2 separate regions of the Homo sapiens genome follow, and region 1 is linked to region 2. A link is a loop called in an ENCODE intact Hi-C map of the cell type or tissue named here. Cell type or tissue: Caco-2. All regions are shown on one strand.

Evidence for each region. Peaks named below come from ENCODE experiments on the same cell type or tissue, not always from the same donor. Only the 100,000 strongest peaks of a DNase experiment are listed, where the experiment ranks them.
Region 1: it touches region 2 in a loop (4-fold over the local background); 4 of 110 quality-filtered maps call a loop at or near these places.

The regions. Positions count from the first base shown.
Region 1 is chr5:119,007,616-119,011,615 of GRCh38, forward strand. It overlaps a transcript of DMXL1-DT not described here, the pseudogene RNU6-373P, the pseudogene NANPP2 and the pseudogene CATSPER2P2. Among named protein-coding and RNA genes, the nearest start is that of DTWD2, 21 kb to the left of the region's middle. In Caco-2, no CTCF peak of the experiment used is centred here; a DNase peak (open chromatin) is centred at 1,636.
Region 2 is chr5:119,061,327-119,065,326 of GRCh38, forward strand. The region is part of intron 1 of DMXL1-DT (DMXL1 divergent transcript); the gene reads right to left. Among named protein-coding and RNA genes, the nearest start is that of DMXL1-DT, 7.6 kb to the right of the region's middle. RefSeq lists an enhancer at 2,537-2,646. In Caco-2, no CTCF peak of the experiment used is centred here; no DNase peak of the experiment used is centred here.

The DNA of each region.
Region 1 (4,000 bases), 54 kb before region 2:
GAAGATTAACATGGCCACTGCACAAGGATGACATGAAGGAATTAAAAATTTTAAAAAAAGAAAAACTTCACTGAGTAATGTGAACATTTTTAGTAACTAAAAATGTATAGCATTTGCCTTTATAGAAAACTGAATATCACTAACGTGTTGTTTCTTCCCAAACTATATAATCTTAATTCAAACCTAAAAGGGGCTTATTCACTGCTAGTGAAAATGTAAAATGGTAGTACTATGACAGTTTCTTAGAATTCAAATATATACCTACCTTTGGACCAAGCCCTTTTACTCCTCCTCAAAAGAAATGAAAATATATGTTCACACAAACACTTGTTCTTAAATGTTCATAGTAATTTTATTTGCAATATCCCTCTCAGTGGGGGCTGCTATAACAAAAATACCATATACTGCATGGCTTATAAACAACAGAAATTTATTCCTCACAGTTCTGGAGGATGGCAAGTCCAAGATTAAGCCACAGGCAGATTCAGTTTTTGGTGAGGTCCCACTTCCTGGTTCATAGACAGATGGCCATCTTCTCATTGTTTCTTCATACAGCAGAAGAGGCAGAGGAACTCTCTGAGGCCTTTTTTATAAGGACAGCAATCCTATTCATGTGGCCTCCAACCATATGACCTATCATCTCCAAAGGCCCCACCTCCCAACAACCATATGACCTATCATCTCCCAAAGGCCCCACCTCCAAACACCGTCACATTAGGGATTATTAGTTTTCAACATATGAATTTTGGGAAGACACAAACATTCAGCTTATAGCAACCTTAAAACTGGGGGAAAAATAAGAAATATTCATCAATAGATCAGTGGATAAAGAATATGGTATATCTATACAAATGGAATAATACCCGATAACAAAAGAGGAATTAACTACTAATAACTGCAACAATATTGTTGAATCTCGAAATCGTTATGCTGGTGAAAGAAGCCAGACACACCATATAATTCCACACATAAAAAGTTCTAGAAAATGCAAACTAGCATATACTGACAGAGAACAGATCAGTGGTTGCGAAGAGCCAAGGGCAGAAGGGAGGTTATATGCAAAGTGGCTCAAGAAAACAGAGGTGACAGAAATGTGCCATACATTGTGTAATACAAGTTTCACAGGGGTTATACATCTGTCAAATATCACCAAATTTTACCTCTTAAATATATGCAAGTTATACATACATTTGTATGTATGTAAGTTATACCTCCAAAAAGTTTTTTAAAAACCTAAATCAGGTAAGGGCCAGATATGGCAAAATAATTTTTTCTTATTTGAGAATAGGAAAGAAAAAAAAATTTAATGAAAGGTAATGAGTGGGTCCTGTCAAAAAGCAAACTCAGACTTAGTAAGGAGACTTTGTTGGAAGGATTATTCTAAGAGGAAAAGGGTCTCTTTCAATAGGAGAAGGGGAGCTATTGCAATAACAGGAACTCTTTGACCATAATACCTGCAAGCTTCTCAAGAGTTAGGTGAAAAGAGTTTTTCTTTTATAGAGAGGAGTAAACTAGATTAGAAAGATTTGGATGTGGGCAGGTGGGATAAGAGAATGGGATTAAAGAATGTTTTACCCAGAAGCCAGCCTTCTCTCCAGAGATGCTGTTGAAGAAGGGTTACATGCTGACTCAGACTGAGGATGGGCCAAGGTTCAGAGACCTGGCGGATAGATAGAATCTTAACCAAAGTGTGATTAACAAGCATTTTGTTCCCATTGATCATTAGTACAAACAAGCTTAGTTAATCATTTATGAGGCAAAGAGTGGGAATTTGGAGTCTGTTTCTGGCCTTGTCATAGGTAAACAAGGCAGTATACATGAGTTTTATCTAAATTATATGGGAAAGGGTGCTTCTTTGCAGCAAGGCCTTTCTGAAACACAAAAGGGTGGGGGATTTCTCCATCTTGCTCTTTTCCAGGAGCACAGAACTTAGGTGAAATTCAACACTGTCAATTTCTTCTAAACAAGGCTGCCATGTTGCACAATTCTAGAGAGCATTTTATTATTTCCCAGATAGGCATGTAAAGATATGATAATTAAGACTAATCAACTGAAAAAAATAGATAACTGTTGAAGAGAATTCATTACAGTACATAGAAGAACCTAAAACATGATAAAAAATGTAATAGCCATCAATGAAAAAAATCACACATTATTAAAAGTAAGACATTGCCGGGACGCCCACCTCACACGTGCGAGGGTGGCGGGAGCCATGGGGGCTATGGGGATGAGCCACATGCTGGCCTCTTTCTTTGACCTGGACAGCATGCTCATCGACATGGCCAGGGTGAGCAGGAGAGACCTGTTGGAGGTGATAAAGCTCTTACAATCAAAATATCATTTTAAGAAAAGGCTGAAATCATCTGTGATAAAGTTCAAGTTAAACTCAGGAAGGAATGTTTTCATCCTTACAGTACATGCATTACTGATCTAAGGACTTCAATTGGGAAGAAGCAGTCCAGGAAACAAAAGATGGTGCCGCCAATAGAAAATTGACTGGAGAATGTCACTTCCTTTGGAAATCTACACGTTTACAGCTTATGACACTAGCAGAAAATATCAAAGTCATGCTCACCGAACTTTGAAAGAAGGTCTGCCTATTTTTATTAAGGAATGGGGACAGACAGATCCAGAGGGAGAAGATTGAGCCTTGTGCCTGTCAGTCGTATTTCCACGCTATTGGAGGTGGAGAGCAGAGAGAGAAGCCAGCACCATCCATATTTTATTACTGCTGCAATCTTCTCAAAGTACAACCTGGGGACTGTATGATGGTCAGTGATACGTTAGAAACCGACGTCCAAGGAGGCCTCAATGCAGGACTGAAAGCAACAGTCTGGATCAATAAAAATGGAATAGTGCCACTGAAGTCCTCCCCCCTTCTGCATTACATGGTTTCTTCTGTGCTGGAGTTACCTGCTCTCTTACAAAAAGTATACACCACAAAGTCAGGATGTCCGCTTAAAGCACATAAAAGGGCATGATTATGAACTTCAGAATCAATGTGCAGAGTTTGAACTAAGAAAAGTTAGGGCATTCCACTTACTATGGTCCAGAATAATTTTACTTATGATTTAATGACCAATATTGCAAAGGTCCTCCCAACCCTATTGCTTTTAAGTTCAACCATTGACTGGTATTTGTATCTGAAAATTCAGATTGCATTAATACAAAGTAGTATAGCCCAGAAAATTTGAGGAAATATATTATTTGTTAGTCTGTAACAGGAGATTTTTAAAATTAATTTTATTAATCTTTTAGTACCTTGACTGCATGATACCAAGCAGGCTAGCTTACACATGGATACACAAATGCCAGGTTTTTCTTCTGGCTTAAAAATAGATATTTTTTAAAAATAGATTTTCTAAAACACATAATAGATTTATCACAGCAACTGAATCTGGTTAATATGAAATAAGTTCTAAGTCACATGCAAATCAAGGTATTTCATCATGAAATTATTTTGCATGTTTTTAAAACATAAAACATATTTTTGCCTATTTTGGAGGTATACTTCCTTTTCTATTATGAATCTGATTTTTTTGCATGACTTTTTTTTTCAGAGGAGAACACAATTTTCTTGGTGGTGTGTGACAGATTCCTCCAGTTAAAAAATAAATAAATAAATAAAAGCTTAAAATCTACACATGGTGGCTGAGTAGGGCGAGGCAGCTCACCTGAGCACGGCTGGGCCCAGTCCTGGGCTGGGGCCGGGGCTGGGAATGGGGCGCAGTGAGGCTGTGAGCCGGCCCTGAGCCAGCCCTGCGTCGGGTGAGCGGGGCTCAGGGGGCGCCAGAGCTGGAGGCGGAAGCGTGAAGTCAGGACTGAGTGGGTGAAGAGAACCTGGGCTGAGCAGACATGGCCACTTATCACCAAGAAGGGCAGATGCAGCTGCCCCTAGCTGATGCCATTCGTTCATGTCTCATCGATACTTTCTCATCTAGCATTTGCAAGGCTTGAGCCAAGCTGTGCCGTGGCACACTATCAGGGAGTTACTTCATCC
Region 2 (4,000 bases):
GGGATTACAGGTGCCTGCACCATGCCCTGCTAATTTTTGTATTTTTAGTAGAGACAGGGTTTCACCATGTTGGCTAGGCTGGTCTCAAATTCCTGACCTCAGGTGATCCACCCACCTTGGCCTCCCAAAGTGCTGGGATTACAGGTATGAGCCACCGCGCCCAGCTTCCATTACTTTTCTAAAAGAAATCTTCAAAATGTTTTCCCTCTTTTTTTTCCAGGATAAAAACCTTTTCTAGAAAAAATATTAAGCAAACAAATGTAATATGTCAGACACCAGACTGCATTATCTATAATAAAAAATTAGAAATATGTAAAACTACCATCATATATTTTAACATTTCGTTTTTTAAAAATAGAGATGAGGTCTCTCTCTATGTTGCCCAGGCTGGTCTTGAACTCCTGGTCTCAAGCTATCCTGCCTTGCCCTTCCAAATTGCTGGGATTATAGGCATGGGCCACTCTGCTTGGTCAAAATATTTCATTTTAAAGAACACAAGCTTGAGGGTGAGATTTTTTTTCTTCCCAGAAATATATATATAGTAGAGCAAAAATTACTTTTTCACTTACAGCAAAAGATGTTTCTTTTATCTACCTTTAGTTCTTTAGATTTAGAGAGCAAAAGACCCTACTTACTAAAAATCCATTATTGTTTAATTAAAGCAGTATGTGCAAACCTGGAGCTTTCTCTCTTTGGATGCTTTAAATCCAGGAATTATAACCAAAAGCCTCTGCACAGAGAATATGGAAGTGTTCTTCTAGAATACAGGGAAAGGTATTGTGGATATTTGCATTTGTAGCAATTTCAGTGACAGAAATGAGTGTTTTCAGAAAGCTGCTTACTGAATTTCTTTCTTAAAAAAGTTTTCTCTTTTTTTTCCTTCTGCTGTACAGGGAATGAAAACTCAGCAGGTGAAAGATTAAGCAATTCACCCATTCCTCAACTCTGCTTTCTTCTATTCATTCAGAACTCTGTTACATATTTTTCTGTAGAATTTTCACCTTGTGTCTATACTTTTGTTTTTAAAAATCCTTTTCTGGCTGGGCGCGGTGGCTCATGCTTGTAATCCCAGCACTTTGGGAGGCCAAGGCGGGCGGATCACGAGGTCAGGAGATCAAGACAATCCTGGCTAACACAGTGAAACCCATCTCTACTAAAAATACAAAATATTAGCCGGGTGTGGTGGCGGGCGCCTGTAGTCCCAGCTACTTGGGAGGCTGAGGCAGGAGAATGGCGTGAACCTGGGAGGCGGAGCTTGCGGTGAGCCGAGATGGTGCCACTGCACTCCAGCCTGGGCAACAGAGCAAGAATCTGTCTCAAAAAAAAAAAAAGTTTAAAAATCCTACTGCTGGCAATTAAAGTTAGTTTTGTCAAGTTATGTATTAAGCACCTTTCAGGAATCATATTCTTGCTTTTCTCTAATCTCTAGTGTTCTCTCTGTTAATTCATATGCTTAATACTTTCTAAAGATGCAGAAAAACTGGAATTCTCATGTTGGTGGGAATTTAAGTTATCATGTGTTAGTCTTGTTATCCAAAGTGACAGAAATGGAATTCAAGCGAACTTAAGAAAAAAAAAGTAGGTAGAGGTTGGGCATGGTGGTTCACACCTGTAATCCCAACACTTTGGTAGGCCAAGGAGGGAGGATTGCTTGAGGCCAACATAGCATGACTCATCTCTCTCTCTCTCACTATATATATATATATTATATATATATAATATATATATTTTATATATTATATATTAAATATATATAATATATATATTATATATATTATATATATATTTTATATATTATATATTAAATATATATAATATATATATTATATATATATTTTATATATTATATATTAAATATATATAATATATATTATATATTAAATATATATAATATATATTATATATTAAATATATATAATATATATATTATATATTAAATATATATATTATATATATAATATATATATTATATATATATGTAAAGTAGGTGGGGAGGATTTTGTGCTCACATAATTGGGTAGGATGGACATTAAACAGGACTGGACCAAGAGTTCAAGTGAGGTTGTCATGGCTTCCCTTTACTCCCTGTAGTAAATATCAAAAATGGAGTTCAGCTCTACTTTTCTTTCTTCATTCTTCCTAAAACACTCAAGGGTCATTTATGTTCAGGGACAATGTTTAATTACTTCAAAAATGCAAGAGTTCCCTGATAGATGCAGCAGAAAATCCTGGAGAAAGATTCTGATTGACCCAGCTGGGGTTCATCCCTGAGTCAATTACAGTAGCTAGGGAAACAGAGGTGAGGCAGTATAGACCTGCCTGGGAAAGGGCATGTGTTCTGTGTTGCCAGACATAATGGACTTAAATCCCAGCTAGCTGTGTGACCTTGGGAAATTACTGCCCTTTACTGTTTTCGTTTCCTTATCTGTAATCTAGGGATTATATTGTAAAGATTACATTCTGTGTAGAAATACACAGAACAATCCCTGGCAAGCAGAATATATTGCATAAATCTTACCGAGTAGTTTTATTATCGGTCATGTGTCTTTCCTTGTGGTTTGAGTGGGAGGGGTTGCTATGAGTAGGAGGTGGTAGTGGAGATGGAGAACAGTGTAGAGGGTTCGTTTTTTCTCTTGTATAGAGGCAGTATACTATAACAGTTAAGAACTTCTCCCTCTACCCCTTACTATGTGACTTGGGCAAGGAAATTTACTCTGTCTCAGTTTCCTTACTTGTACAAGTTAGAAAATAATAGGGGAAAATAATGGGGGAGGAGGGAATAATAGTATCTATCTCTTCAGGTTGACATGAGAATTAAATGAGTCAATACAGAATGCTTAGAATAGTACTTTACTAAATATTCACTTGATGTTAATGACTACAATGATTACACAATTGATATTTCTTTTTAATTTGCCCACGGTATCTAACTGGTATCTATACTGCTAGACTTGGTTCCCATGTCCCACTTTGTGAAATGTGTAGGATTTATGTAATCTACTTCTAATGAGCTCTCTGATACTTGCCAGACTTATAATCCTCTTCACATGGGAATTACTACTGGAATTTGGACCGTTCCCTTAATTCAGTGTAGGGCCCTGGAGCCTATGTGTTTGCTAACGAGAGGTAGCCCAGGTTGTGGTTGTTCATTTCTCTTTTTATTCATCTCTCTTGTCAAACTAAAACAAAAGAAGCTGAGCCTCAGAATTAATATAGAGTATATTTGGGCCAAAGTAGAGAACAGCTGCCTGGGACACACTTCCAAATTGTCTTGGGAAGTGCTCCGTTCAGACCTTTGCTACAAGCAGATTTTTTTTTTTTTTTTTTTTTTGAGACAGAGTCTCACTCTGTCACCCAGGCTGGAGTGCAGTGGCGCGATCTCCGCTCACTGCAAGCTCCGCCTCCTGGGTTCACGCCATTCTCCTGCCTCAGCCTCCCGAGTAGCTGGGACTACAGGCGCGTGCCACCACGTCCGGCTAATTTTTTTGTATTTTCAGTAGAAACGGGGTTTCACTGTGTTAGCTAGGAGGGTCTCAATCTCCTGACCTCGTGATCCGCCCACCTTGGCCTCCCAAAGTGCTGGGATTACGAGCGTGAGCCACCGCGCCCGGCGCTACAAGCAGATTTTTGAAGGCAAAAAGAGGATAAGGAGTGGGCTTATACAAAATTGTTTGTCAGGAATTCTCATCAGTTCACAGAAATAACATTGATTAGTGATTGGCTATACATTATTGAGCTACAGTGTGTGGGTTATACTGTCCAGAATGTGGCATTGTTAGATTAATTTATAGTTACTTGTAGAAACAGCGAATATAGCTAGTAGTTTCTTTTTTTTTTTTTTTTTTTGAGATGGAGTCTCACTCTGTTGCCCAGACTGGAGTGCGATCTTGGCTCACCACGATCTCCAGCGGGTTCAAGCGATTCTCCTGCCTCAGCCTCCCCAGTAGCTGGGATCATAGGCGGCTGCCACTACTATGCCTGGCTAATTTTTGTATTTTTA